Regions from separate parts of the Homo sapiens genome. Here region 1 is linked to region 2. A link is an interaction called in ENCODE POLR2A ChIA-PET data of the cell type or tissue named here. Cell type or tissue: MCF 10A. All regions are shown on one strand. Each heading gives the region's core, and the rest is flanking DNA. Links, peaks and the distances in the headings are about the cores only.

What was found. ChIA-PET counts read pairs that join two places held together with the same protein. Peaks named below come from ENCODE experiments on the same cell type or tissue, not always from the same donor. Only the 100,000 strongest peaks of a DNase experiment are listed, where the experiment ranks them.
Region 1: POLR2A ChIA-PET joins it to region 2 with 5 read pairs; 3 of 35 experiments call an interaction of 5 or more read pairs at or near these places.

What each region holds. Positions count from the first base shown.
Region 1 is chr2:25,646,891-25,663,102 of GRCh38, forward strand. DTNB (dystrobrevin beta) reads right to left here. Exons shown (of 21, transcript NM_021907.5): 2 at 5,704-5,771. The coding sequence starts at 5,770. Among named protein-coding and RNA genes, the nearest start is that of DTNB, 19 kb to the right of the region's middle. RefSeq lists an enhancer at 3,251-3,395 and a cis regulatory region at 3,323. In MCF 10A, for the core only: no CTCF peak of the experiment used is centred there; a DNase peak (open chromatin) is centred at 8,671.
Region 2 is chr2:25,712,499-25,728,710 of GRCh38, forward strand. It overlaps LOC105374332 (a long non-coding RNA gene), which reads right to left and starts at 13,029. Exons shown (of 3, transcript XR_939849.2): 1 at 12,920-13,029; 2 at 12,188-12,378; 3 at 11,578-11,843. RefSeq lists an enhancer at 10,041-10,832. In MCF 10A, for the core only: no CTCF peak of the experiment used is centred there; no DNase peak of the experiment used is centred there.

The DNA.
Region 1 (16,212 bases), core at 6,973-10,972, 63 kb before region 2:
CAGAATTTGACTCTTTTTGTCAACAGAAAATATGAAATATATGTGTATTCATTAAAAAGGCTAGACAAAATAAACTCTTCAGTGACAAGGCAAAGACTGCCATATTAGTTTTTTTCTAAATATTCTAGCTTATGCTACTTACAAGAGACAAAAACATAAGAATTAAGAAATTTAAGTAAAAGAATGAAAAGATGCATACTGTACTAAGTATGCTAACTGAAAGAAAGCCAGCATTAGCTCTATCAATATGCTACAAAATAGACTTCAAAGCATCAAAAGCATTACTAGAAAAAGAGGGTAACTACACAATGACAAAGGATTCACTTTCCTAGATAGACATAACATTTTAAAGGTACATGCATCCAAGAATTAAAGTTCTAAAAGCTAACAGAAGTACAGGGAAAAAATTAATACTCTTGATCAAAGCAGAAATATTTAACATCTTTCAGTGATTAAGATCAAGCAATCAAATCACCAAGGACAAAAAAGATTTTAATGAAATATGCAAAAAGCTTGATCTAAATAATGCATAAATCATACACATTATTTTCAAGTACTCATGGAATATTTGGAAAAACACAAAACATAAATTAACAAATTCAAAGATTCTAGATCTTCTCACATTTCCTGACCCAAAACCCAATTAAGCTATACAGGTTTTTTTAACTAAAACATTTACTTTCAAATTTAAAAAGATACTCCAGCCAGGTGCGGTGGCCCACGCTTGTAATCCCAGCACTTTGGGAAGCCGAGGTGGGAGGATCGCTTGAGCCTTGGAGTTCAAGACCAGCCTGGGCAACAGAGCAATACCCTGTCTCTATCAATCAGCCAATCAACCAACCAACTGATCAATAAAAAGATATTTTTAAGTAATTAATAATAAAAATTAGAGGAAATAGAGAACTGATTATGAAAAATAGTAAATATCAGAACACTTGGGATGCAAAAAAAAAAATCACAGGAAAGTTTATTCTTAAATGCTTACATAAGAAAAAAAAGGCTGAAAACAAATGGCCTTAGTAACCCAACATAAGTTGTTAGAAAAATAACAGAATTGCCTAAATAGGAAGAGGAAAATACACAGCACAAATGAGGCAGAGAACAAAGATACACAAAGAGGACCAATAAAGCCAAAAGTCAGTCCAATAAAATTGGCAAACTTTAGAAAAGACAAAATAAAATCAGAATCTCTGAGCATGGAGGCCTGGTATCAAGCACTTTGTACAATCAACTGGAGAGCTTTCATTTTGGCACCAGAGTTGAGGATTACTCTTCTCACCTGTCACCTTTCACTTTTCTTGGTGATTTTATATCATGTAAGAATCATAAACTACCCATTTATTTCTATGTAATATATTCCATTCTTCTTTTAATAAATATTTATCGAGGCACCATCATGATAAACAGATGTGATACTTATTCTCATAATGCTTAGAGTCTACAAGATAAAATATTAAGCAAAGAAAGAATAAGCTAATTTCATCGCTGTGTTCATAACAGAAAATGTAAAAACTACTGTCTAAAAACATAAAGGCTTAAGGATATTATATAAAGTCATAATAGTAAAGGTAACACAAGGTTGAAAAATACAAACTATGTAACAAACCTGCACATGTACCCCCTGAATCTAAAAGTTACAATTATTTTTTTAAAAAGAGCTCCAAAAGGAAATATTCTGAAAACTAAGGTTAAAAAAAAACTATTTAAATTATTAAATTATTATGACTGCTTTTATGCTACAATGGCAGAGTTGAGTAGTGTGACAAAGACCTCATCATACAGCCTGCAAATCCTAAAATATTTACTTTCTGGCTCTTTAAGAAAAAGATGGCTGGCCCCAGCACTATATTAACAGAGTAAAGAGGAAAGACATTCATCTCAAGGGAAGCAGAAAACATCTGATAAAATTCAATATTCAGTTATGACTTAAGAAAATAATGATAATGATTCCTGGCAAATTAGGACATATCAGTTCTTTCACCTTTATCTGGTTAACCTGTACCAATCATCACTCTTAACAGTGAAATATTAGAAATATAGAAAGAATAGAAATATTAGAAATATTCCCATGAAAATCAAAAACAAGACGCTATCCTTCCTACCTTTTTTTTTTTTTTTTTTTTTTTTTTTTTGAGACGGAGTCTCGCTCTGTCGCCCAGGCTGGAGTGCAGTGGCGCGATCTTGGCTCACTGCAAGCTCCGCCTCCCAGGTTCACGCCATTCTCCTGCCTCAGCCTCCCAAGTAGCTGGGACTACAGGTGCCTGCCAGCACGCCCAGCTAATTTTTTTGTATTTTTAGTAGAGACGGGGTTTCACCATGTTAGCCAGGATGGTCTCAATCTCCTGATCTCACGACCCGCCTGCCTTGGCCTCCGAAAGTGCTGGCATTATAGGCGTGAGCCACCACACCTGGCCATCCTTCCTACTTTTCAATATAACCTCTGCGGCCCTAACCAGTACACTAGGTCAAGAAAAAGGTATAAGGATTACAATTACAAAAGGAAGAGTCAAAATTGTCTTTCTTTAAAAATGGTATAGTTACTGGCCAGGCACGGTAGTTCATACCTGTAATCCCAGCGTTTTGGGAGGTAGAGGTGGGAGGATCACTTGAGCCCAGGAGTTCGAGACCAGCCAGCCTGGGCACCATAGTGTGAACCCATCACTACGAAAAACAAGAAAATTAGCCAGGCCTGCTGGCACACGCCTGTAGTCCCAGATACTCAGAAGGCTGAGGCGGGAGGATCAATTGAGCCCTGGAGGTTGAGTCTGCAGTGAGCCGTGATCATACCACTGCACTCCAGCCTGAGTGACAGAGCAAGACACAGTCTCAAAGAAAAAGAAAAAAATTGTATAGTTACCTACCTAAGTAGGAATCTATAACCATTAAGACTAATAAGAGTTGAGAAAGAGTACTGGATTCAAAACTGACATACTAAAATCAACATACTAAATGATACAACTGAATAATGGCTGGAAAAAGGTGATTCTGGCATCCATAGAAAGTAGTTATGCTGGAGTTTCTGGTTGACGTTGCTGGAAATGAGGGGGTGGGGCTTCCAGCAGCAGACACTATAGTCACCCATGCAATTCTTCCTGTGAAGAAATATAGGAGACTCAAGAAGTCATACTTACCAAACGTCTCCCAGACTGACTGTTATCCTTAAGTCAGAGGATGATAATTCATATGAGGTTTCTGTGTAAGAGTAGTAACATTCACAAAGAAGTAAACCCAGTTCTTGGCAGGACTACTTCAGATCTCTACCCCATCAACGCCTGCATGCGTATTACTTAAGGCACCCCAGCCTCTTCTTAGTATCAGGAATTACTGTGTTTGTGTATTTGGTTTCCTATTTTGTCTGCTTCCCTTTACTAACATGGAAGTTTCATGAAGTGAAGTCAGGGACTGTGTTTTGTTCTCCTCTGTAGCCCTAGCACCCAGAATAGTGCCTGGAGCATAGCAGATCCTCAATAAATGCACTAAAAGTTGAAAGGAAAAGATGACCCCTATGCTGAGTTTTGAAGGGTAGGCAGAAGCAGTATGACGGGTGGTGGAGGCAACAGTATTGTGCAAAGGCGGAAAGGCATGAAACCACATGATCTGCAGGAAAGCCAATTCAGTATTGCTGGGAAGTAACACGCAAGGCATGTGATGGAAAAATTGGGAACTAGTGGGCAGAGCAAAAAAGGGGCCAGAAGGGCCTTGTTTGGCATTCTTAGGAGTGGGGTCTTTCCCATTAAAGTGATGAGAAGCAAGTAAAGGAATGTAAGCAAAGAAGTAGCACAGATTTAGGCCAGGCACAGTGGCTCAGGCCTGTAATCCCAGCATTTTGGGAGGCCAAGACAGGCGGATCACTTGAGGTCAGGAGTTTGAGACCAGCCCGGCCAACATGGTGAAACCCCATCTCTACTAAAAATACAAAAATTAGCCAGGCGCGGTGGCAGGCACCTGTAATCCCAGCTACTCACGAGGCTGAAGCATGAGAATCACTTGAACCCAGGAGGTGGAGGTTGCAGTCAGCCGAGATGGCGCCACTGCACTCCCGCCTGGGCGGCTGAGTGAGACTCCCTCTCAAAAAAAAAAAAAATAATAATAATAAGTAGCACAGATTTAAATAGTTCAATCTGGTAGCTGATCATAGACAGCAGATTTGAGAGGGTCAAGACTGGAAGAAGGGATCAGGAAATTATTGCTTTGGTTCAGAAAAGTACCAGTGATTAAAAAAAATTAGTAATAAACACAACCATCCATATTAAGTATGTACTACTTACTTCATACTTAAGTATGTGAGTGCCAGGCACTGTGCCAAGTGCTTTATTCACATTATCTCATTTAATCTTCACAACAATTCTATGAAGTCAATGCCATTCCTGCTTTATGGATGAGGAAACAGAGGCCCAGAGAGATTAAGTTAACTTGCCTAAGGTTATTCAGTCAGGAAGTGAGGCAGCCAAGATCCAAACTAAGCAGTCTAACTGCAAAGCTGGACTCAAAGCTGCTGTGGCGTGACGAACAGATTCAAACTCATGTACATAGTAAAACTCAGATGCCTTCTGATTTCTTTGGAGGTAGAAGGTGAGGTGGAGGGAAGTGACTCCAAGGTGTCTGGCTTGGATTACTAGCCATTAGAAGCTCCGAACTACAAAAGTCCTTAATGATCACCCAGTTGGACTGCCTATCCAATGCCAAAATTTCTTCTTTATCACCCCTAACAAATAGTTATCCAGCCTATGACTGACAGGACAACACATGGCTGAGCTGAGTCAAACTCTGCTTACCATTACCAAGACCCTAAAGGTGTCAAATATGTCGAGAGTTGGGTCTTCTGAGACTTTTACCCACTGATTTTCATATTGCGATATGCAGAATTCTAGAATTCTGCAAGGACCTCAGAGGCTATCCCAGGCTGGCTCCCCTCTCCTGCTTCAACCAAGCACTACCAATCTTATCATACTCTTATGTTAAGGGTCCTTGTAAGATTTCACTGGGGGAAAAAAAGAGTACAGTACTTTTGAAAGGTTTCCTAATCTCTGGTCCAGACCAATTACCCGTATTTCATGACAAAGGAATTTGAGGTCCAGCAAATGCAACCTTGAGTTGGTCAAGGTCACATGGTCATGGTCACATAGACAAGTAGTCACAGAGCAAAACAATCCTGCAAGGATTGGGAACCACCCAACTTCTCTCAGCCATCTTCTTCTCTCTGTTTGAACTGTATACAACAATGTAAATTTTAACAGAATATTTAAAGTTAAAAATATATCAAAATACACATTCACTCTTTTTAGTTTTCCAACAGCTCTAGGTGTTGCCCTAACACTGAGTCCTCTCTGTCTCAGAACTGTCATCTAGTGGAAGGTAATTTATATAATGTATTAATCATTAGTCACCACCTGCAAAGTTCATGGTAACAATGGAGTTACAGCAAGAGATCTAAATTGACTGGCATGGTACAAAATCACAGACATTCTAGGTAACATTTCTGCCTATTTATTTATGGCCTTGTCTAAGAAAGCAAGTCAATTCTATTCAAATATATGCTTTGGCTTGGGGTCCTTCAACTCCATGATTCTTTAACTCCCATTCTTCCCTCTGCAAAGCTTATAACATAAAAGTTGTAACTGATTAAAGCTATGACTTGATCTAAAAAAAAAAAAAAAACCACACAAACATTCCCGCACATATGAACAAGGACTCAAGACTCACGCATTTCTATGAACAGCTGCCTCTTCTCTGCCATGGTCTTCCGCTTGTTCCCACTTTCCTCAATCATCCTAGAGACAAAGAAAGATACAATAAACCACTGTATAATTCGACAATTCAATCAAGTGCTAATCATTCTATTGTGAAGAGGGACCGGAAACCAAGTTGCAAATGCACATTTTAAGACAGTATCAGTAAAAATAAACTGGAAGCCTGATTCAGAAAAAGATAAACTGCCATCCTTTTATTTGATAGCTTCTAAAATATTAGTAAATCAATACTTGTATGAGCTCATACACTTGCTTACTGTGCTAAAAATATGGGGCTGACTTACTTCTAACTTTGATTATTTTCTCTGCAGAGTCCTGGATTAGTTGAGGTAACTTCCCATATCTCTACTGTTTTATATGGATAAACATGTTACTAAATATAATTTAGAAAATAAATGTAATGAAAGGCTGTAATAAAGGACATAAGAACAGTTAGCTTATACATAAAATATACATGAATATTCAATTTCATATTAAAGAAATCAGGTATTAATCCCTGATACGGTTTGGCTGTGTCCCCATCCAATTCTCAACTTGAATTGTATCTCCCAGAATGTCCATGTGTTGTGGGAGAGAGGTAATTGAATCATGGGGGCCGGTCTTTCCCGTGCTATTCTCGTGACAGTTAATAAGTCTCGTGAAATCTGATGGGTTTATCAGGGGTTTCCGCTTTTGCTTTTTCTACATTTTCTCTTGCTGCTGCCATGTAAAAAGTGCCTTTCACCTCCCACCATGATTCTGAGGCCTCTTCAGCCATGTGGCACTGTAAGTCCAATTAAACGTTTTTTTTTTAAAAAAAAAAAAAAGAAAGAAGGAAAAGAAAACTGTTCAGAGCTTGCTTTCTTTCTTTCTTTCTTTCTTTCTTTCTTTCTTTCTTTTTTTTTTTTTTTTTTGACAGTCTCACTCTGTAGTCCAGGCTGGAGTGCAGTGGTGCGATCTCAGCTTGCTGCAACCTCCGACTCCCGGGTTCAAGCAATTCTTGTGCCTCAGCCTCCTGAGTAGCTGGGATTACAGGCACGCACCACCACGCCTGGCTAATTTTTGTATTTTTAGTAGAGATGGGGTTTCACCATGTTAGCCAGGCTGGTCTCGAACTCCCAGTCTCAAGTGATCTGCCTGCCTCAGCCTCCCAAAGTGCTGAGATTACAGGCATGAGCCACCACGCTCAGCCCTGTTCAGAGCTTTCTTCCAGACTCAGTGACCTGGGACTGGAGTGTGGGAAGAGGGAAGATGCCGTTCGTTCACCTGCTGTCTTAGACCTTCCCAATGTGCCTTTTACTCCCGCTCTTGATAACTGCCTTCTGTATCTTTCCTTCACTTTCTTCTACTACAGATCATTTTTCTCCTTTTTTCCCCTCATCCTTCCACATGTATCATCCTCCAGCTTAATCACCAAAACCCTACCCGGTAGATATAATGCCCATTTTACAAATGAGGAAACAAAAGTTCAAAAAAGACAAATTACTTAATCAAGGCTACAGGGACTGATAAGCAGCAGGGCCAAGAGATTCCAAAGCTCGTGTTCTTTCCACCACACTGTACTCCTTCCACTTTAAAGCAATATAACTCCCTGCTCACAAAACAAACTTCTGAATTACTCTAGGTGAGCTCTGTCATAACACAACCACCTTTAGAGATTGGCCTGGTTCTCAACCAGGGACAATTTTGCCCCCATGGGACATTTAGCAATATCTACAGTCAGTTTTGGTTGTCACAACTGGGAGGGTGCTACTGGCATCTAGTAAACAGAGGTCAGGGACACTGCTAAACATTCTACAATGCACAGGAGAGTATTCACAATAAAGAATCATCCAGTCCAAAACAGCCATAGTGCTGAGGCTGAGAAACCCTGAGACAGACCACGTAACGAAATTTTAAAAACGGTAAACATTCGAAAACAGCCAGTATTAAATTTAGCCACTTGTTCAATATGATATTCAACAGCAAAACAGTTGACATCCTGAATTCTAACAATAGTTTTCTTTAACTAGCCTTGAAACTCATCTTGTCACTCAATTTCTGCATCTCAAATTCATCATTTGTCAAATGGACATAATGGGGATACGTTTTGGGAAGCAATGTGGAATAACAAAAGAATGAGTGTTTTAGTGAATTAAACTAAATTTCAAACACTAGCTCCAACACTTGGACCCTGGAAAAATTACTTAATCCTTCTGAATCTCGGATTCATCATGTGTAAAACTGTGATGATCACGAGTACCTTCCTCATGGATTGTTGTGAGGACTCACAGCAAATGCCTAGAACAGTTCCCAGCACACAGTCAGTGTTCCCTAAGTGTTAGAATGGACCAGCACACCAAATTGATGCTAAGAAAAGTCTGTTACTCAACAGGAGCCATAACACTGACATCATCTGTTGACTGAACAGGTGCAGCAGACCCTGCCTTCATTCTATCACCAGGCTACGCTAAGGTCTAACTGTCCAGTTTCTAGTTGCCAGCATCTGCATTTCTTTGCCTGAAGACAGACTGTGCTAAAAATTAGACCCAAGTTTCGACTGTGAAAGCAGGCAAATTACAAAGATTGAATTCACAGTCCTGACAAGATTCTTCTGAACCTTCTAGGCCAGAAGCGGCTTTCTTCCTCTTACTACAAGAGGGCGGTCTCCCCTGACTAAAAACTATGCAGAGGTCTTAGCTGGGATGCATGCCTCCAAAGATGCCTACCCTCCTGGAGATATGTGCCTACCTCCCTCATTGCTTCTAGGCTAACAACCAGGCATTGTCAGAATAGGGAGGTACTGGCCTTCCTTTTGATGAAAGCATTGATTCACCAACACAGTATGATATGATGAGATGTACTGGCAAGAACTGGAAGAACATACCTGGATCTTGAGACTACTGAACTTGGTGGTCAAGTATAAGACTGGCAAGGAAACGTCTGTTGATATGGGCCACTCTTCCATGACTCACAATTTAATGTTCCAAAAAGGGCATCTGGAGCCAGTCCTAACATGCTACTAGAATGGCTCATTTAAGGTGGAAATAAATGTTTCCAATGATGTCTTAAAGGAAATAAATTGAAAATCCCGGAACTGCATGGCAAGGTATTAAGGAAGGAGTCAAAAGAGAGTCTGTATATCCCCTATCCCCTACCAGGTACACTGGCCTGACAGCACCTGAGAGCTTTCTCTAACCTCGAGTCCATTTTGTTCCCGGCATGGCACGCCTGACATACACGCCTGTCAGGTAGATCTACCACCTCCTGAAAACAATCTTAACCAATAACTGAAAGAGATGGTATATAAATACTCCAACTACCTTTCCCCTGAAGGACTATAACTCTAAGACACAAGTTTTACATTCGCTCCTGGAGTTTCTCAGTGGGAATACTGTGAAAAAAATCAGTACCTGGCTTGAAAACAAATCTCGTATTTGCAATCTTTGCTATCTTCCCTCTCCTATCTCACTTCCCACTCCCCCACTGGCTTTTCCAAGGATAACCTCCAAAATAAAATACTTGCATTTAAATCCTTGTCTACAAGTCAGCTACTGGGAGAATTAAGGCATTAAGTAGTTTCATTTCAAGCAATCTTATAATTCAGGGTACATAAAATCCAAATTAATGGGATACACAAAAACTGAGATTACTATAAACCATTTCCCTAGGCCCAGTCAAAGGTGACTCCATGCCAGTGCTTTAAGTACACTAATGCCTGTATCTTTGTAATTATGCTTTTAACAGTTCCATACCTAAGAAGGGTATTATCTACTCCAATACCACAGCTGATGAGATACCCTTGCCATTCTGATATAATCTTGAAGACCAATGCTACCATGAATGTAAGTACATCTCTCTACTTCCTTCCACTTGAACTCCTAGCACTCTGCCTTTTCTTAGCCACACAATCTAGAGATAACCAATATCATTACCTTCACACTAACTCTAATTTCAAACCCTGCCATTTCCTTCCTCATAATCACGCTCATATCCACCCTCTTTTCCCATTTCAACTGCCAAAATCTTTGTCCACACTAATGCACAAATAAAATTCTATGACCTTGTGATCTCAGAACTCTCCACCCCTGTCTTCCTATGGTTCATCCTGTGGGCATACAGAGAAATCCAGTAGGCACGTTTATTGAAACATCTCTGATCTTCAGTGGGTCCGAATCACTGCTTCATTTCACCCAATTTAAAGAACCAGAACACATCTTCAGTCTATAAAGACCAGGGTCCTAGCTATGCAAATGTAAGAGAAGTTTCTTAAATCTAAAAGGGTTGAAACTTGGCCAGGTGCAGTGGCTCACGCCTGTAATCCCAGCACGTTGGGAGGCCGAGGCAGGCAGATCACTTGAGGTCAGGAGTTCAAGACCAGCCTGGCCAACATGGTGAAACCCAGTCTCTACTAAAATACAAAAAAAATTAACTGGGTGTGGTGGTGCATGCCTGTAATGCCAGCTAATTGGGAGGCTGAGGCAGGTGAATCTTTTAAATTCAGGAGCCAGAGGTTGCACTGAGCCGAGATCATGCCACTGCACTCCAGCCTGGGTAACAGAGTGAGACTCCGTCTCAAAAATAAATAAATGAAAGGGTTGAAACTGAAAGTTCCTAGAAAAGGCTGTTTAATATCCTCAGCCCAAAGCAAAACCAAATGAATGGGTTTGGAAAGCACAACCCATGAAATAAAAAAAAAAATAGTTAGATTTTATCAAAATTAACTGCCCCACAAAAGATACTATTAAGTGAATGAAAAGACAGGCAACTGAGTGACAGAAAATATTTTCAAAACACGTATCTGATGAAGTACTTGTATACAAATTATATAAAGAACACTGGGCACGGTGACTCACACCTGTAATCCCAACAGGATGTGGAAGGCTGAGGTGGGCAGATCACTTCAGCCCAGTAGTTCAAGACCAGCCTGGGCAACATGGCAAAAGCTCATCTCTACAAGAAAAATACAAAAACTGCCAGGCAGGCTGGTGCACACCTGTATTCCTGGCTACTCAGGAGGCTGAGGTGGGAAGGATCGCTTGTGCCCAGGAGTTCATGGCTGCAGTGAACTGTGATCACACTACTGCACTCCAGCCTGGGTGACGGAGCAAAACCCTGTCTCAAACAAACAAACAAACAAAACTCATAAAACTCAGTAACAAAACAACAGCTTAATCAAAAACAATCAAAAGCTCTGAACAGAAATCTTACCAAAGAAGATACACAGATGGTAAATAAGCATATGAAAAGGTGTTCAACAACACCTTTTGTTGGAAAATCTATTCGGAAATTACAAATTAAAACAACAAAATAACACTACATACCTACCAGAATAGTTAAAATAAAAAACAACTGACAACATCAAATGCTGACAAGGGCCGGGTGCAGTGGCTCACACCCGTAATCCCAGCACTTTGGGAGGCCGAGGTGGGTGGATCATCTGAGGTCAGGAGTTCGAGACCAGCCTGGCTAACATGGCGAAACCCTGTCTCTACTAAAAGTACAAAAATGATCTGGGCGTGGTGGCACACACCTGTAGTCCCAGCTACTCAGGAGGCTGAGGCAGGAGAATTGGTTGAACCTGGGAGGCGGAGGTTGCAGTGTGCTGAAATCGCACCATTGCACTCCAGCCTGGGCAACAGAGTGAGACTCCATCTCAAAAAAAAAAAAAAAGAAAAAAAAATGCTAACAAGGATGCAGAGGCAGCAGGAACTCTCATCATTGCTGATGGGAATGCACAAGCAGTCACGATGTGAGAAACCTGGCAGTTTCTTATAAAGCTAATCAGTCTTACCATACGATCCAATAATTGCACTGCTAGGTGTTTGCTCAATTGAGTTGAAAATTTATGTCCACACAAAACCTGCACCCAAATGTTTACAGCTTTATTCTTGATTGCCAAAAGCTGGAAGCAATGATGATGCCCTTCAATAGGTGAATGCATAAATAAACTGCAATACTTCATAAATGGAATATTGTTCAGCAATAAAAAGAACAAAGTATCAAGCCATCAAAAGACATGGGGGAACCTTAAATGCATAATGCTAAGTGAAAAAAGCCAGTGTGAAAAGGCTACATACTGTATGACTCCAATTTTATGACCTTCTAGATAAAACAGAACTATAGAAACAGGAAAATGATCAGTGGTTGCCAGAGTTTGGGGAAAGCAGGCAGTGAACTGAGTAGGTGAAGCACGGGGCAATTTTTAGGGCAGAGAAATATTCTGTATGATTCTGTAATGGTGGAAACATGACACTATGTGTTTGTCAACACCGACAGAACTTTACAACACAAAGAGTGAATCTTTATTTTTTTAATCTTTTAACTTTTTATTTATGTATTTTGTACAGACAGGGTCTCATTATTGTTGTCCAGGCTGGTCTCGAACTCCTGGGCTCAAGCAATCGTCCCACCCCTGCTTCTCTAAGTTTCGGGACTACAGGAGTGAGCCACCACACCAGCCACAAAGAGTGAACCTTAATGCATGCAATTAAAAAAAAAATCAGAGGATCCCAGAATGAAAAGCAGAATGTGATAAAGCAATCCAACAGTATTATATATGTATGAAATGACCTCACTGAAGAGGGTGGGGGAAAAGGTAGTGATAAGGTAGTGGAAGGACTGAGCAACACTATCAACCAACCAGAGCTAATTGACATCTATGGAACACTCTACCAACAATAATGAAATGTACATTCTTTTTAGGTGCACATGAAACATGTACCAACAAAGACCAGAGCTTGGGCCATAAAACAAACAGTAACAAATTCAAAAGAATTAAAATCATACAGAGTATGTTATCTGACCATAATGCATTGAAACTAGAATTCACTAAAAGAAAGAGAAGTCAATGAAACTAAAAGCTAGTTCTTTGAAAAGATCAATAAAATTGATAAACCTCTAGCAAAACAGAGCAACAAAAAAAAGAGGGCATAAATTATCAATATTACTAATGAAAGAGGGGAAGTTATCACTACAGAACACATGAACATTAAAAGAAACACCATAGAAATATTATGAACAATTCTAATCTATACATATAACAACTCAGATAAAACTGACCAATTCCTCAAAAGCTACAAATTGCCAGAACTCGCCCAGGGTGAAACAGATAACCAGAATAACCCTATAATTACTAAAGAGATTGAATTTGTAGTTTAAAAAAAAACCTTCTGTGAAAGGAATCTGCAAGCCCAATTCTACAAGAACCCTTCCAGAAAACAAAAGACAAGGAAACACTTACCTACTCATTTTGTAGCCAGCATTACCTAGATAACAAAACCCAACAAAGGCAGAAAAAAAGGAAAACTACCAACCAATGTTCATGAACATTGTTCATTTTCACTGCAAAAGTCTTCAACGAAATATTAGCAAATGAAGTCCATGAACGTATGAAAACTTACTACAAAACCACAGTAATAAAAAAAACAGTGTAGTACTGGCACAAGGATAGCAATAGGAATCAATGGAACAGACTGGGAGTCCAGAAATATATCCTTACACTTATGGTCATCTGATTTTCAACACAGGTACCAAGACAATTCAAGAGAGAAAGGACAGTCTTTTCAACAAGTGGTGCTGGAATGAAACTGCAGTATATTCATACTAATTGTGGCATATACATACAATGGAATATTGTTCAGCCATAAAAAGGAATGAAGTACTGAAGCATGCTACAACATGGATGAACCTTGAAAACACTATGCTAAATGAAAGAAGCCAGTCATAGAAGACCATGTATTATATGATTCCAGTTCTATGAAATGTCCAGAATAGGTAAATCCATAGCAACAGAAAATTAATCATTGGTTTCCAGGGGTTTGTGGAGGGTTGACGGGGGAAGGTGAATAGGGAGTAACTGCTAATGAGTACAGGGTTCTTTTTAGGGATGATGCAAATGTTCTGAAATTAATAGTGATGGTTGCACAACTCTAGAAATATACTAAAAACCACTGAACTGTAGGTTGAATTATATGGTATGTGGATTATATCTCAAATAAGTTAAACAGAAAAAAGATATCTTACTATGCATAACCCTAAGGTAATCGTTTTCACTAAATATTATATTGCTAAGATTCACCCTGTTGTTCATTTTTTTTAACGCTGTATAATTCCAAAACTGCATTTTAATCTACTCTCCTACTGATGGAAATCTGAGTTGTTTCTAGTTTTGTTTTTTTCTATCGTGGACAGTGTTGCTACAAAACGTTGTACCTGTCTCTTGCTGCACAAGGTCAAGAGTTTATCTTGGGTGTGTATCTAAAAAAGGAATTGCCAAAATGTTTTTTAAAGTGCAACAAAGTACATTCCTGTCAGTGATATATCAGAGATCCTGTGAATTCACAATCTCTCCAACACTAGATCCACCAGGCTTTTCAAATTTTGCCAACAGCATGGGTATATGATATCATCTCATTGTGGTCTTGATTGGTATTTCTTTGATCACTAATGAAGGTACCCATCTCTAATATGTTTACTGGTCATATGTGTTTCCTTTTCTGTGAGGTGCCTGTTTATGTCTTTTGCAATTAAGCTTTTGTTACAGTAGTCTCAAAATATCTTTTAATCTCAACATAAGGAAGGACTTTCTAAGCAAAAGTTTGCCTAAGTTAAACTACACTTAAATCTAAGTATCAAAACTCATGAGAAAGATGAAAAGACAAGTCACTAACTGGGAAAAGAGATCGGCAATGCTTATAACCAACAACTGGTATCCACGATATGCACAGAATTTGTACAAACCGGTAAGAAAATCTGACCTAAGATATAAGCAGGCGATTCACAGAAGAGACAACAAAAATGGAAAACAAATACATAAAAAGTTGCACATAATAACTCAAGACTAAACTATAATATCTAAGGATCCACAGTTGGGGTAGAAAACCATAAAGGAATCCAAGGAAGGGATTACTATACAAATCAGGACAGCGATTGCTTTGGGGGGAAAGGAAGGGGCTATGACTGGGATGAGGTACATGGAGGAGCTTCTAATAGGGCTGGCAGAATTCTATTTCTTCACCTGGGTGAAGATGACAGAAGCGTTTGCTCTACAATAATTCACTAAGCTATGATTTTTTTAGTATCTGTTTAATTCTGCAACACAAAATTTACAAAAATATAATTTACCCATCACACACATCAAATGAAAAAAATGAGTCTGAAAATACCATTTATATTGGCAAAAATATGAGGTGACATGAATTCTCATATATTGCTGGTGAAAGCATAAATATAACAGCAAAAGCAGTATCTAGTAATATTAAAAATGGATATAGGCCAGGCGCAGTGGCTCCCACCTGTAATCCCAGTATTTTGGGAGGCTGAGGCAGGTGGATTACCTAAGGTCAGGAGTTGGAGACCAGCCTGCCCTACATGGTGAAACCCCGTCTCTACTAAAAATACAAAAAATTAGCTGGGCATGGTCGTGGGCGCCTGTAGTCCCAGCTACTCGGGAGGCTGAGGCAGGAGAACTGCTTGAACCCAGGAGGTGGAGGCTGCAAGGAGCTGAGATTGTGTCACTGCACGCCAGCCTGGGTGACAGAGCGAGACTCCGTCTCAAAAAAAAAAAAACAAAAAAAACAAATGGATGTATCTAATTACCCAGAAATTCCCTTTTTACAACTATGTCCTGAGGAGACACATACAAGAATGCTTATGATGATATTGTTTCTAAACACAAAATCAGAAACAACCTAAATGTCCATCAACAGAAGCATGGGAAAATAAAATTATAGTATAGTCAATCGCACAACAGAATAAAGCAGGGCTACATTTATCGAGATGGATCAATTTCACAATATTAAGTGAAAAAAGTTACAAGAGAATACATAAAAAATAATATTATTTCCATAAAGCTTAAAAACATGCATATTAACAGAAGCAGGACTGGGACTATGGTGATGTGAACGAGGTACCTGGGGCACAAAATTTAAGGAAGCATCACCCTGGGGGTCATGCAAGCCCATGGCTGAGGGGCTCCTTACATTGGGGACCTAGGTGCCTCCTCATCTCACCCTGGCCCTGGCCCTGAATATAACATACAAATATACAAATACACACACACACACACACACACACACACAAACACACACACACACACACACACACACAGCAAAAGTATAAAGAAGTATATGGAAATGGTAATCATCAAATTCAGAAAAGAGAGTATCTCTGGGGATGGAAACAGAATTATGACCGCAGAGGTATACCAACTCCACTGGCTATATTTTCTTTCTTAGGCTGGGTTCTAGGTACAATATAGTCTTCTTTTTTTGTGCTCCATTTACTTAAGTGGAAACATATTTTTTTAATTTTACTTTAAGTTCTGCGATACATGTGCAGAACGTGCAGGCTTGTTACATGGGTATACATGTGCCATGGTGGTCTGCTGCACCTATTGACCCGCCATCTAAGTTTTAAGCCCTGCATGCATTAGGTATTTGTCCTAATGCTCTCCCTCCCCTTGGCCCCCACCCCCCAACAGGCCCCTGTGTGTGTTGTTCCC
Region 2 (16,212 bases), core at 4,613-8,612:
TGGTAAACTAGAAATAAGAAAGAACTTTTTCAAGCTGATAAAGGCCATCTGTGAAAAACCCACAGTTAACATCAGACTTAATGGTGAAAGATGGAATGCTTTCCCGCTAAGATCAGGAACAAGACAAGGATGTCTGTTCTAGCCACTTCCGTTCAATATTGAACTGAGTTCTAGCCGGGGCAGTTAGGCAAGAAAATGAAAGAAAAGGCGTCCAGATTGGAAAGGAGGAAGTCAAGAAAATTTACATTCTAAATTATATTCTCAATATAGGTGTTATGGAATGAATGAACTGTGTCCCACAAAAGATACGTTGAAGTCCTGAGGTCCTAACCCCCAGTACCTAAGACTCTGACCTTATTCGGAAATAGGGTCATTGCAGATGTAATTAGTTAAGATGAGGTCATGCGGGAGTAGAGTGGTCCTTAATCCAGTATGACTATCCTTATAAGAAGAGGAGAAGATGGCTAGGCGTGGTGGCTCACGCCTGCAATCCCAACACTTTGGGAGGCCAAGGCAGCCAGATCACCTGAGGTCAAGAGTTGGAGACCAGCCTGGTCAACATGGTGAAACCCCGTCTCTACTAAGAATACAAAAAATAGCCGGGTGTGGTGGTGGGTACCTGTAATCCCAGCTACTTGAGAGGCTGAGGCAGGAAAATTGCTTGAACACAGGAGGTGGGGGTTGCAGTGAGCTGAGATGGTGCCACTGTACTCCAGCCTGGGCGACAGAGCAAGACTCTGTCTCAAAAAGAAGGAAAAAAAAAAGAAGAAGAAGAAGAAGAGGAGAAGACATACAGTGAGAATGCCATGTGATAAAGGAGGCAGAGATTGGAGTGATCCACCCACAAACTAAAGAGCAACACCAGGCCAGGTGCGGTGGCTCACGCCTATAATCCCAGCACTTTGAGAGGCCAAGGCGGGTGGATCACCTGAGGTCAGGAGTTCGAGACCAGCCTGGCCAACATGGTGAAACCCCGTCTCTACTAAAAATACAAAAATTATCCAGGCTTGGTGGTAGGCGCCTGTAGTCCCAGCTACTCAGGAGGCTGAGGCAGGAGAATCACTTCAGCCCGAGAGGCGGATGTTGCAGTGAGCTAAGATCACGCTATTGCACTCCAGCTTGGGGGACAAGAGCGAGACTTTGTCTCAAAAAAAAAAAAAAAAAAAAAAAAAAGCAACACCAGAAGCTAAGAAAAGGCATGCAAGAAATTCTCCACTAGAGTTTTGAGAGAATGTGGCCCTGCCAACACCTTGATTTCAGACTGCCAGCCTCTAGAACTGTGGGAAAATGAATTTCTGCTGTCTTAGGCCAACCCGTTAGTGGTAATTTGTTCTGGTAAATTGTATTTTTAGTAGAGATGGGGTTTTACCACGTTGGCCAGGATGGTCTCAAACTTCTGACCTCAGGCTATGAGCCACCGCAACCGGTCTGTGACAGATTCTGTTTGGATGTTTACCCAAATCTACCCCCATTTCTTCTCCAATAAATGGAGCTCCAGTTTTGCTTAGGAGTCTACTTGCAAGAGAAGATGACCCCCTCCTTAGCTCAATGGTAATCCTGACTAGACCCTGTCAGCCTGGCAATCACCTTCCTTTTGCCAAAGACTGGCTTAGGGATGGGCAAGTGAGGGGACCCTGCTGGTGAGCTTCTGGCAATGATTTTCTCCCTCTTCATAAGAGATATCTTCTTCTTCCACTGCACACTGTCACGTCTCACCTTGCAGCTGGGACTGTAGTAGCTTCTCATGATCAGGAGGAGACCCAAGGTAAAATCTGAGGTCATGAAGATGGATATGTACAGGTAGGAAAACCAGTTGGAAGGTTTTACAGGTGAGAGATCCAGGTGAAAGATGGTGTCTTGGCCAGCGTGGTGAAGATGGAGGTGGTGGGAAGATGCTGGAATATTTCGAAGATAGTGTTTTGTATAGTATATATTTTGAAGAAAGTGTTTAAAGGATTTAGAGGCTGGATGCAGAGTGTAAGAGAAAAACATGAGTTAAGAAATACTGGATGGGGGTGGTGCCTCATACCTGTAATCCTAGCACTTTGGGAAGCCGAGGCAGGAGGATCACTTGAGTCCATGAGTTTGAGACCAACCTGGGCAACATAGTGGGACACCATTTCTAAAAACAAACAAAAAGTTAGGCAGGCGTGGTGGCGCACACCTGTGGTCCCAGCTACTTGGGAGGCTGACGTGGGAGGATCTCTTGAACCTGGGATGCTGAGGCTGCAGTGAGCTGTGGTTGCACCATTGCACTCCAGCCTGAGCAAGACCTTGTCTCCAAAAAAAAAAAGAAAAAGAAAAAAGAAAAGAAATACTCAAAGGTTTCAGCTTGAGAGCCTGGAAGGAGGTGTTTTCACTGAGATGGGAAAGGCAATGGGAGGAGCAACATCTGCAAGGAATTGAAGTTCAGTCTGCACAGTTAAGTGTGAGATGCCACCTCCAGGCGGAGAAGTTGAATAGGCAGTTAGATATGCTGGAGTAGAGCAGAGAGGTCCACACCAGAGACATGAATTCAGGCTGTTAAACATGCTGGAGTACAGCAGAGAGGTCCACACCAGAGACATGAACTTCAGTGCTGCCAGCATGCAGATGGCATTAAAGACTTGAGACTAAATGAAGTCACTCACAGAGTGAGGATAGAAAAGAGAAAGGACTGAGCAGGAGCTCCCGTGTGGATGAAGAGAAAGAGCCCCTCTGCACAAAAACATAAGAACAAAACACAAATATATAAGGTCACTACAGTATCTAACTTTTCATTCAATAACTGCTAGGAGTAATAATAATAATAATAGCTTACTATGTGCCACGCCTTTGTAGATATATTTTCTAATTTAATCCTCACAAAACCGCATTAGCAATTTTAAAATACCAATTAAATCATTTAATGCTACCACGACACAAGCCAAAATAAATAAAAATAAAACCCAGTTTGGGGGGGCTGTGGGAAAATAGACCCCTGAAGCACAGCTGGTGACACTTTAACCAGAGAGGAATGTGGCAGCAATATAACAAGGGTTCAAAACTCAGCATACCTTTTAAAGGAGAAAGAACTGTGATATGTGTTCACTGTAGCTCTGTGACATGTTCACTGTAGCTCTGTCAACAAGCATAGACCAACAGCGGTGGCTCACGCCTGTAATTTCAGCATTTCAGGAGGCCGAGGTGGGAGGATCACTTGAGGTCAGGAGTTTGAGACCAGCCTGGCCAACATGGTGAAACCCTGTCTCTACTAAAAATACAAAAATTAGCTGGGCATGGTGGCGTGCATCTGTAGTCCAAGGTACTTGGGAGGCTGAGACAGGAGGATCCCTTGAACCTGGGAGGCAGAGGTTGCAGTGAGCCGAGATTGCGCTATTGCACTCCAGCTTGGGCGACAAGAGTGAAACTCAGTTTCAAAAAAAAAAAAGAAGCATAAAAAACTGGAAAGACCCCAGCCGGGTATGGTGGCTCACGCCTGTAATCCCAGCACTTTGGGGACTCTGTCCCCCACCCCAAAAAAAGAGGAGAAATGTTCAACTATCATAGGGTAGTATATTAACAGGGAATAAGGCTTAAATGGTGGCTAGAAGAACTAAATGAAGGCCGAGTGGCAGCTAATTTGAAGCCAGCAATTCTATGTTTAGAAGGACATTGTTCCTTAACATACATTATTGATTTCTAGTTTCCACTGTACTTTATGCATGGCTCCTACCCAAGTTCTTTCTCTGTGAAGCTTAATGTTATTTTAAAAAATTATTTATTTATTTATTTATTGTAGACAGAGTCTCGCTCTGTCACCCAGGCTGGAGTGCAATGGTGTGATCTTCACTCACTGCAACCTCTGCCTCCCAGGTTCAAATGATTCTCCCGTCTCAGCCTCCTGAGTAGCTTGGATTACAGGTGCCTGCCATCATGGCTGGCTAATTTTTGTGTTTTTAGTAGAAACAGGGTTTCACCATATTGGCCAGACTGGTCTTGAACTCCTGACCTCATGATCTGCCCACCTCGGCCTCCCAAAGTGCTGGGATTACAGGCGTGAGCCACCGCGCCCAGCCAATGTTACTTTTTTAATGGAGCCATGTGAGGGGAAGAGGCACTGTAGGGTAAGGAAGGGGATTAAAGATGTAGCACTCAGGCTACTAAACAATGCATTGCCAGGCCCTTTCTCCTCTGCCTGAAACGTGTAGCCTTTCCTCTCTGAAATTTTCACACCTCCTTCAAAGACCAGATCAGATGATATTTCATACACAGAGCCACCTCCAATCTGCTAGTCAGACTGGATCCCTGCCCTGTGTTCCTGTGGTACTTTTGATCCTGCTGTTATGGAATTTTATGTATTGTTCTAAAATTAACTGTGGACATGCCTTCTTTCCTCCATGTCAGGAGTGTGCTTAATTATTTTTGTCTGTCAAATATCAATATAGTGCCTGGCAAATTATAGGTGCGTGATAAAGGCTTGATGACTGATTGGATCCCTTGTAGATTCATTGTAGATTCATTGACTCATTTATTCCTTACAGATTCCTTAATTGCCTGCTAGGGAATAAGTTTTGGGACTATTCCATCTGGACTCTCCAGATCAGTCTAACCTGTCCAGTTCAATGCAGCATCTCTGAACTGGGAGCATAGGGAAGCAAACAGGACTCTTGTTTATGTTTCTTGAGAAAAGACTTAAAAATAAGGCAGGAGGCAGAGGATATAATGTTAGCATCTAGGAAAAAAGGAGATCAGATTCCATTCTTACATGACCTTCCTTCTCTAGACAGTCCTGTCATTCTTTCTAGCTTCCCATCTTGAGATCTGCTCAGCAACTAGACAGAAGAGATGGAAGCAGAATGAGAAGAAGGATTCATACCTTGTCTTATGGTGGAGTCTAGATGAAAACATGGCCGGTGGCCGGGCGCAGTGGCTCATGCCTGTAATCCCAGCGCTTTGGGAGGCTGAGGCAGGTGGGTCGCTTGCACCCAGGAGTTCAAGACCAGCCTGGGCAACATGGTAAAACCCCATCTCTACTAAAAATACAAAAAAAAAAACATTAGCCAGGCGTGGTGGCATGCACCTGTAATCCCAGCTACTTGGGAGGCTGAGGTGGGAGAATCACTTGAACCCAGAAAGTGGAGGTTGCAGTGAGCCGAGATTACGCCGTTGCACTCCAGCCTGGGCAACAGAGCGAAACTCCGTCTCAAAAAAAAAAAATATGACACATACTAGCCCACTGAAAACAATAGCTGAGCTAAGTGCCCCTGCTGACAGAAGGAACACATGCAAATAGGCTCATGCTCTATAAGGACACTGAGGAGAAGGGAGAAGATCACTTGGAGTGAGCTTCTGAGTGTTACATAGAACAATAAATGCAATAATTTAGGAACGATAATGCGTTGTCTTAGTTAATGTGCTTATCCCTATTTGGAATTATATTATCTACATGGACATTTCTTTCCCACTATTATCCCCCCCAACAGAATGTCAGCACCATGAGAGCAGGAACTATATGTGTCTTATGTCCCCCAGGGTCTTGAAAAAGCCTACTAGGTGCTAGTAGTAGCCAAATAGTAGTTCAGTAAATATCTGAATACATTTTTATTTTATTTTATTTTATTTGAGATGAAGTCTTGCTCTGTCATCAGGCTGGAGAGCAGTGGTGCAATCTCAGCTCACTGCAAGCTCTGCCCCCCGGGTTCAAGTAATTCTCCTGCCTCAGCCTCCCTTACAGGCATGCACCTCCACGCCCAGCTAATTTTTTTTTTTTTTTTGGATTTTTAGTAGAGAGGGTTTCACCATGTTGGCCAGGATGGTCTCAATCTCTTGATCTTGTGACCCACCTGCCTTGGCCTCCCAAAGTGCTGGGATTACAGGCGTGAGCCACTGCGCCTGGTCTACACTTTTATTTTTTATTTTTTGAGACAGGGTCTCATTCCTGTCACCCAGGCTGGAGTGCAGTGGCGTGATCACGGTTCACTGCAGGCTCGATTTCCTGGGCTCAAGCAATCGATCCTCCCACTTCAGCCTCCCTAGTAGCTGGGACTACAGGTGTGTGTCACCACACCTGGCTAGTTTTTTTTTTGTGTGTGTGTTTTTAGTAGAGATGGGGTCTCTACTCTCTATTTTTAGTAGAGAGGCCGGTCTCAAACTCCTGGGCTCAGGTGATACACCCACCTCGGCCTCCCAAAGTGCTAGGATTACAGGAGTGAGCCACTGTACCTGGCCTACATTTTTAAAAAGTATAAGCTACTAACTTTCTAACTACTACTATACAACTAATTTTCCATGCATTAAAAAAGAAATGAGAAGGAAGGACCAAGCATTTGAGTTCATCTACATCAATAGAATTTGATTAGCAAAATAATAGAAAATAATTTTAAGCTGTAACATATGCAATGTATGACATGAGTTCACACGATGAAGGGAAGGGATGTCATAGGTGCGATTGTTCACTATCATTTTCCCTGCAGAATTAAGAACAGAATTTGACATGAAGGTTATGAGTACACAGATTTGCATCTTGGCAGGCCAGTGTATCACCTCTTAAACAACAGTTGTACCTAGACGGAGGGGTGAGGCAAACCTGTCCCATGTCCTTTCTGTGAGATGCCATCCTGATCTCCTCACCTCAAGTAAGCCAGCTCCCTTGTCCAGGAGGAACCACCCACCCAGGCTTACACCTGGTGTGGGTTGTGGGGGTGCTGACACCACCCGCTTATTTGAACCTTGTTTCTGTTCTGTTTCCTTTTGTTCAGCTTACACCTCCACAGCAGACCTAGTTTCCTCCCTGTAGTGGTGTTCCCAGTTAAGGGAAATGGTGTCACTGTGCCCCGCGGCTCCTCTTTGAATTAAAGCATCTTGGTTTCAACCATCTCTGCTAGAAATGGTTATGTGCTTGGCTTTCCTAACTAGCTGGACTCCTGGTCTGTGCTGCCTGGCAGCACTCACTGACTTACACCAACAACCAGGTTGGTGACCACACAACTGCCCAAAGCAAAACTTTTTTAAAGAATTGAAGAGTCCTACGTGATAAATATATGTAAAAAACACAGCTTACTCCTATACCCAGCTAGCCTTCTGCCTCATACATTTGTGTGTGTGTGTGTGTGTGTGTGTGTGTGTGTGTGTGTGTGTATGTATTTAGCATGCATGCTCCCCAACACTGCACCTTCCCTGGGTGGGGTCTGGGCAGTCTGCCAAGACCTCTGGCTTATCTGATGCCAGGCATCCTGCCCAGGCCTCTCTGGGAGGCAGGGATTCACTCGGTGGTCCCGTCTACAGCAGGAGCGGTGAGCAAGTGCTGGATTATGGGTTCTGCCTCATCTTGTTCAATCTCATAATAAAGGCTGCCTGTTTTGCCTCTGCCTGTTCTTACCTGGCCAGTCCAGTCCTGCCTGCTATTCGTCCTGGTATTCCTGCTACACACTTGCTTGGCAGAGCTTGAAGCCTGTTGGCTCTGGACCAGGTCCTGTTCATCTGCCCCTCCCAAGCCCACACAATAGAGAATATGATCCCCCGACTCAAAACCATTCAGGGGATTAGGACACATGGGATGCAGGAATGGCAATCACCAGCTCCACTCTGGAAGATATGTGTGGAAAGACTATGGAGTCAGCCTAACCTTGCATGTTTCAAATCTCAGGACACCATAGAGCAGCTTTGTGATTTGAACAAATCATGCAACCTCATAGGGCCTCAGTTTCCTCATTTGTACCATAGAGATGATACAGTAAAACTCCAGCATGGCGTGATGAGTGGGCAGGAGCGGTCAATCTTATAAAATGCAAGGGTGCATTAGTGAGAAATGTATGTCATGATTTGGGTTTCCAGGGTTCTGGCTATGCAAGTTAAATCCTTCCCAGGCTCAGCTGTGGTTTACAGCCACCTGGGCATTGTTTACTCCAGTTTAAATATTGATGGCAACAAGCATGGGTCCTGTGGCTGACTAAAGTGCCCAGGACAGCAGAGGAATTATTCCAGGAATCTCCTAGTTACCTGCCACCTTGTTTTTTGGATCCAGGGAAATGTGGCTGAGCAAATGCAGAGGAAATGGGGACTCACTCTGCTTCTCCTCTCCCCAAAAGTGAGTTGCAGTCCTCCCCCTTCGTGTTGGTAGAAATTTTAGCTCATTCCCATAGAAGCTGGGGGAAGGCAAGGAACTGGGAATCAAATAACAATTGCATGACTATCTGGATTTGCTTTATTGAAGAGTCTTACTTTAATGCCTATCCTATTAGTGTTGTTGTAAAGATTAAGGATGATATATGAACATGTCATAGTGCTTAGCACATAGTATTTGCTCATTAAATGGTAATAATGTCACAAATGTTTTTAAGCACGTACTGAGCCCTGGGCACTATACTGGGTGTAATAACCATAGCAGTGACTGTGACACATATTGTTCCTTCTCTTTTGAAGCACAATAGTTTAGCAGAAGTCACAGCTTGGAGCAGTGCCCTGGAACCTGTGAAGGTTAAGCTATCACTATATTTTTTTCTAAAACACCATTTTTCCCTAAATACTTGAAAACACTTAAGGTCTTATATGTATGTTTTGGAACAGAATACTTCACCCCCTTCTCTAAAGCAGTGGTTCTCAAGAGGGGTTGATTTTCATCTCCCAGGGGACATTTGGCGATGTCTAGAGACATTTTTTATAGTCATAAGTTGCATATGTGTGTGTGTGGACGTGCACTCCTGGCATCTAGTTGAGTGGAGGCCAGCGATGCTGCTAAACATCCTGCAATGCCCAGGTCAGCCCCTACAACAAAGACTTACCTGACCCAAAGTTTCAAGTGTCAAGGCTGAGAAACCGTGGTCTAGAAGGTACGTGCTTAGTCCACAGTCATTTATTTTTGGCTGCCAAGGCAGAGAAACACCTTTTACTCTTAAAGTCTTAGAAAGCCTGGCTTTTATATTCTGTGTTCCATGACACTTGCCCATGTTCGAGGAGAGGGTGGACAAAGCTATCCTAACTTCTGGATTCAGAAACACATTCCTCTCAGGGCAGAGAAAATTGACCTGCGAGTGATTGCTTCAGAGTTTTCAGCACTCCAACATAATTCTTTTGGTGAAGGTGATATTTAACTGATTCTCTTATATAAATAAGTTGTTCAAACAAAAAGCTCCTGGAAAAGATCTTGCCTTCTTTACCCTTTGAAAACCCTACCAAGATATGCAAATGAACCACATCATCTCCAGGTCACTGAACCTGTCTTCAGCTCATTTGGCCTTCTTTCTTTTCTTTTTAAAGTGTTTTCAAAGTTTGCTTGGGCATAATTAATCCAATTTGGTCTTTGGGGCAGCCCAGATTTCAGAGTAATGGGGTTCAGGGCACACATGTGCAGCAGGGCAATCAGATTTTGGACAAAGCAGAGGATGAGGAAGAGTGAAGCAAAATAGAACAACATCAGGAAGGGGTGCATGTAGCACAGAGAGAGGGAGAGAGAGAGAGAGGACACCAAAGAAGCAGGGAACTAACCAACACAGAAAAATCAAAACCACCAGAATGGCCAGTCCTCTGCTCAGCTTCATGCACCCTGGTTCCCCACCTCGACTTACTTCTTTGCCTCCTGCTCCGCTTCCCAGAAGCACTTCGGTGGATTTGAGCCTACTTCCTCTCTTCTACCTTCTGGGTAGTGGGAGAGTGCCTCTCTCATAGCTGGGTTCTGAAGCAGAATCCTGTCTTGTAGCAGCATTCCCCTCTGAAGGAAAGCGAGGAGGTGTATATAAAATTCATGATATTAGGTTCGTGCAAAAGTAATTGCGGTTTTTGCCGTTAAAAATGGCAAAAACCACAATTATTTTTGCACTAACCTAATAATTTTGGCATGCTCACTTTATCATAGGGGATTATCAGCAAATATGTACTGTTATTGTTGTTGATGAAGCTTGGATAGCCACTAGTTAGTGCCAGACACAAGATGTATGAATCGTCTCTCCACACTTTGGTTGGATGGTGATTCAAACTGTGACATGAACCTTTTGAACTCTATTTTGTGCCCTGTTGGCAAAACAAGCTACATCCTTTTCTTAGAAATGAGATTTGATTTTTAAATATGCAACATCTGATCTGAAATGTGCAAAACATTTTTTTCTATTGCAGTCTTTTACTTGGAACTTGTTGCAGATGTCAAATGTGGTATTACAGAATCTTATTATATTACAGATAGAACAATTTTTTTTTTTTTTAAATTGATCATTCTTGGCTGTTTCTCGCAGAGGGGGATTTGGCAGGGTCACAGGACAATAGTGGAGGGAAGGTCAGCAGATAAACAAGTGAACAAAGGTCTCTGGTTTTCCTAGGCAGAGGACCCTGCGGCCTTCCGCAGTGTTTGTGTCCCTGGGTACTTGAGATTAGGGAGTGGTGATGACTCTTAAGGAGCATGCTGCCTTCAAGCATCTGTTTAACAAAGCACATCTTGCACTGCCCTTAATCCATTCAACCCTGAGTGGACACAGCACATGTTTCAGAGAGCACAGGGTTGGGGGTAAGGTCACCAATCAACAGGATCCCAAGGCAGAAGAATTTTTCTTAGTACAGAACAAAATGAAAAGTCTCCCATGTCTACCTCTTTCTACACAGACACGGCAACCATCCGATTTCTCAATCTTTCCCCCCTTTCTATTCCACAAAACCGCCATTGTCATCCTGGCCCGTTCTCATTGAGCTGTTGGGTACACCTCCCAGACGGGGTGGTGGCCGGGCAGAGGGGCTCCTCACTTCCCAGTAGGGGCGGCCGGGCAGAGGGGCCCCTCACCTCCCGGACGGGGCGGCTGGCCGGGTGGGGGGCTGACCCCCCCACCTCCCTCCTGGACGGGGCGGCTGGCCGGGCAGAGGGGCTCCTCACTTCCCAGTAGGGGCGGCCGGGCAGAGGCACCCCTCACCTGCCGGACAGGGCAGCTGGTCGGGCGGGGGGCTGACCCCCCCACCTCCCTCCCGGACGAGGTGGCTGCTGGGCGGAGACGCTCCTCACTTCTCAGACCGGGCGGTTGCCAGGCAGAGGGTCTCCTCACTTCTCAGACGGGGCAGCCGGGCAGAGACGCTCCTCACATCCCGGACGGGGCGGCAGGGCAGAGGTGCTCCCCACATCTCAGACGATGGGCGACCGGGCAGAGAGGCTCCTCACTTCCCAGATGTGATGGCGGCCGGGAAGAGGCGCTCCTCACTTCCTAGATGGGATGGCGGCCGGGCAGAGACGCTCCTCACTTTCCAGACTGGGCAGCCAGGCAGAGGGGCTCCTCACATCCCGGACGATGGGCGGCCAGGCGGAGACGCTCCTCACTTCCCAGACGGGGTGGCGGCCGGGCAGAGGCTGCAATCTCGGCACTTTGGGGGGCCAAGGCAGGCTGCTGGGAGGTGGAGGTTGTAGCGAGCCGAGATCACGCCACTGCACTCCAGCCTGGGCACCATTGAGCACTGAGTGAACGAGACTCCGTCTGCAATCCCGGCACCTCGGGAGGCCGAGGCTGGCGGATCACTCGCGGTTAGGAGCTGGAGACCAGCCCGGCCAACACAGCGAAACCCCGTCTCCACCAAAAAAATACGAAAACCAGTCAGGCGTGGCGGCGCGCGCCTGCAATAGCAGGCACTCGGCAAGCTGAGGCAGGAGAATCAGGCAGGGAGGTTGCAGTGAGCTGAGATGGCAGCAGTACCGTCCAGCTTCGGCAAGGGAGAGGGGAGAGGGGGATAGAACGATTTCTGAGGCCATCAACAGATGTTATGCCTGCATAAGAAAATCATCCACAATGGAAAGTCACAAGTTCATAAAAGTCATTTGTAGTATCTGTGGTTAATAGGATTTTATCTGTGTTCTATGAAGCACTACTCTTTTTAAAAATGTTTTTGCTGGTTGATGCCAAGTGTTCTGCAGGTCTTCCCTAAAAGAAACAAGAATTTAATAAAACCATCCTGAAACAATATTTCATTTTATCCCAAACCTTAACGGCTATGCACACATCTTGACCAAAGTACCTTGCCTTCTCTTGAATTTCTCTAACTTTGGTTTTGAATTCAACTCTTAGGGATCCATTGAGTTTCTCCTGGCTTCCTTCAAACATATTTAATAAACTGCCCACTGCCTTGCACATAGTATGTGTTCAGTGTTTGTTAGAACAACAAGAAGGGTTTTGCAAAATGGAATATCAATACTTTATGCAACTGACTGTCAACTGGGTTTCCACCGATGGCCTTTTCTTGTTCCCTGCCCTCATCTGAGCATTACCAGGACTGAGGAATCTCTCATCAGGCCAGTGTCCCTCCAATTCTGATGGAGTCTGGATTGTGCTGGAAAGTGAAGGAGAATTATCGCCATGGTCTTCCTCAGCAGCTCAGACGTTTCTCAGTCAGCATGTATGCTCTGTTAACATTTATCTCCAGGCCCGAGGGGTCAGGTCAATTATATAGAAGTCCAAGCTAGTGAGAGGAATGGAAATGATGAGGCTTGAAAATTCTTCACTCTTTGTTCTTCTAATGGGTGACAGGATAATTAGTCCAAATGAGGTGCAGCCTCTCCCAGACTATATTTAGTCTAATTGCAGAGCTTTCTTTCCCCTGGAGGAGCCTTGGATCTCTCCCTGGTGGATGGTAGTGCCCAAAAGAGAACAATATCAAGCAGGCCGGCCGCAGCCATAGCGGGGCATACTCTCCCCTTCTCAGGAGGGAGGTGGGGCTAGGGCAGCTCAGCTTGTGTCCAGGATGCAGAAAATGGGGTTCAACCCCCAACTCTGCCACTGGCTAGCTGTGTAACTGAGGACCCCCGATCCCCTCTGAACCTCGGTGTTTTGTATGTTCAATAAGCATGATAATCTCTACCTCACAGGAGAGTAATGCGGATGAAATGTGGTAACTTTTGCCAAGTGCTTTGTGAATTGCAGCTGTGTGACATAAATGTGGGTGGACTGCCATAAATAACAGAAAAACCCAGATTTCCCCCTTCTTCTCAAAGGGCCAGTACCTGTTTAACCTTGACATGTGAGGCTCTGTCACACTTAAGAGGAGAGTCTGCCATCACCTTCGCTCCCTTCCTCCTCCTGAGACCACTGTTTCCAACCCTTAAGCACATGGTTAATGCTAAAAAAAAAAAAAAAAAAAAAAAAGTGATTGCCAGTATTACTATTTGCAATTAAAATAGAAGTATTGATTCAGCAAAGAGAAGAGACACAGTGTTGTGTTAGTCCATTTTGTGCTGCGATAACAAAATGCCTGAGCCTGGGTAATTAATAAAGGAAAGAAACTTACTTCTCACACTCCTGGGATCTGGGAAGCCCGAGGTCAAGGCACCACCATCTAGTATGGGTCTTCCGGCTGTGTCCTCACGTGGCGGAAAGCAGAAGGGCAAGAGAGAGCAAACCCCCTCCCACAAGCCTCACCCTTTTTAACTTTTATTTTTTTCAGGACGCAAGGTCTTCCTCTGTCACCCAGACTGGAGTGCAGTGGCGCCATCATAGCTCACTGTATCCTCAAACTTCTGGGCTCAGGCAATCCTCCTGCTTCCGCCTCAGGAGTAGCTAGGACTATAGGTGTGTGCCACCATCCCCAGCTACATTTCCAATATTTTGTGTGTGTGTGTGTGTGGAGATGGGGTCTCACTATGTTGCCCCGGCTGGTTTCAAACTCCTGGCCTCAACCAATTCTCTCACCTTGGCCTCCTAAAGTGCTGGGATTACAGGCATGAGCCAGCATGCCAGGCCCCATTTTTATAATAAAGCAGCATTTATCCATTCACAAGGGTGGAGCCTTCATAACCTAACAACACCCTAAAAGCCCCTACCTCCCAACCATTGTTGTAGTGGGGAATACATTTCCAACACATGAATTTGGGGGCACACATGCAGACCATAGCAATAGTATACTGAATTGTTTAAATGTACATACTTGCAAATAAATTGAGAAGAGGTAATGTTTAGAAAAGCATTTTTTTCATTCACAATAGGAACGCCTAAAAGAATATAACATTGATATGCCTTTATCTGCTCAGCTATAAGTTTATGAATTTAATCATTTTAATATAATTTGACATTAAAGTATTTAACTTTTCCCTCTCTGAGATGACTTCCTTCCCCTTCTTGAATTCTGTTTGTCCTGTTTCCCCACCCCTCAAATGTAAAAAAAAAGAATTTGAAAATTACAAATGAATTATATTGAATTAGACATATATTTACTGAACCCCTAGTATGCAGAACTAAAAAAAGATGATTGAAACATATGGGTTTTCCCCTCCAACTCATCCTTGTCATAATACTCCAGTGACAACATACACATTCAGAAGCATTCATTACCAAGGCTCTCAGCATTTTAAACATTTCCTTTAACATCCTTAACACTGCCGATCCAGCTGAGGTAATAAGGTGCTTTTCCTTCTCAGTGATTCGTCCTGCACCCTGCCAAACCTTTCAGTCAAACAATGAGGTCGAAGCTTACTGTCCCAAGGAAAGAGGATGGACATTAGCTAAAACAAAGACATTATGGCTCAGCTTCGTGCTTCAACCAGACTTTTTTTTTCTTTTCATTATACTTTAAGTTCTAGGGTACATGTACACAACGTGCAGGTTTGATATATAGGTATACATGTGCCATGTTGGTTTGCTGCACCCATTAACTCATCATTTACATTAGGTATTTCTCCTAATGATACCCCTCCCTCTGCCCCCGACCCCAACAGGTCCCGGTGTGTGATGTTCCCTGCCCTGTGTCCAAGTGTTCTCATTGTTCAATTCCCACCTATGAGTGAGAACATGCAGTGTTTAGTTTTCTGTCCTTGTGATAGTTTGCTGAGAATGATGGTTTCCAGCTTCATCCATGTCCCTGCAAAGGACATGAACTCATCTTTTTTTATGGCTGCATAGTATTCCACGGTGTATATGTGCCACATTTTCTTATCCCAGTCTATCATTGAGGGACATTTGGGTTGGTTCCAAGTTTTTGCTATTGTGAATAGTACCGCAATAAACATACGTGTGCATGTGTCAACCAGACTTTTTTAAAGTCCATAGTGAGACAATTGTCTTGAAAGCTAGGTTTTTTTGAGAAAGATAGAGCTATTTCTTAGAAACCCTAAAGCTGGGTTTCTACATATGAAGAAATAAAGCCTCTTAGAGGACTTATAATAAAGAATAAACCAGAGAGAGTAGGAAGCATAGATTTGTGCCACGCATGGAGGAGAAAGCCCTTCCACCAGACAGGAAAGGATCTGGGGACAAAAAAAGAGAAGGGCAGGAATTTAGGTGCAAGGTCTCTTGGCTGACCTGTGTCAAAACTGCAATAGTGAAATACTCACATGAGTATGGGTTGATCCAAGAATATCAAGGCTAGTGTCCTTATTCCCCACACTCAGTGTGGGGATACTAATTGCAAGGCTCAGATAAACTGTGGTATTGGACTGACAGAGTAGCAATGGCTGAGAGAGGTGCCTCAGCAGGTGGGCCTGGAGTGTAGCCCCATCAAATACTTTATAATCCAGAGCAGGGTAGAGCAGCGTTCTCAAACTTTCTGGTCTCAAGAAGGCAGACTAAGTGTCTACTGAGCCTGTTTCTCTAGGGAATGGTTTTTGGATTCGGGATACAATATCAAATATATATATGTGTGTGTGTGTGTGTGTGTGTGTGTGTGTGTGTGTGTATCTGTAATTTCAGTATTTTTGATTCCTCAAAAAGTCTTAAAGTGTTGGGAAACTGTCTAGCTCATGGTGGTGGATATATAGTTCCCCCCAATGTTTTACTTTAAAGCTCAAATTTTAACATTGCCAACAAATACTGTCAATTGCTGTTTTTTTTTGTTTTGTTTTTTTTTTGAGGCGGAGTCTCACTCTGTTGCCCAGGCTGGAGTGCAGTGGTGCGATCTTGGCTCACTGCAACCTCTGCCTCCCGGATTCGAGTGATTCTCCTACCTCAGCCTCCCAAGTAGCTGGGATTACAGGCATGTGCCACCACACCCAGCTAATTTTTTGTATTTTTTTAGTAGAAACGGGGTTTCACCATGTTGGCCAGGCTGGTCTAGAACTCCTGACCTCAGGTGATCCACCTGCCTCGGCCTTCCAAAGTGCTGGGATTACAGGCGTGAGCCACCACACCTGGACAGTCAATTGTTCTTAAGTGACAGGCTCACTTTGTTCATTTTCCAGGAAATCCCCAAATCTGAACAACCATAGTCAGTCCTTCTCTTAAGCAGTGTTCCATGAAAAAAGCACTAGCTCAGCTCATGATTCAATCACACAAATACTTTTTCTGTTACTATACCTTAATATGCAGT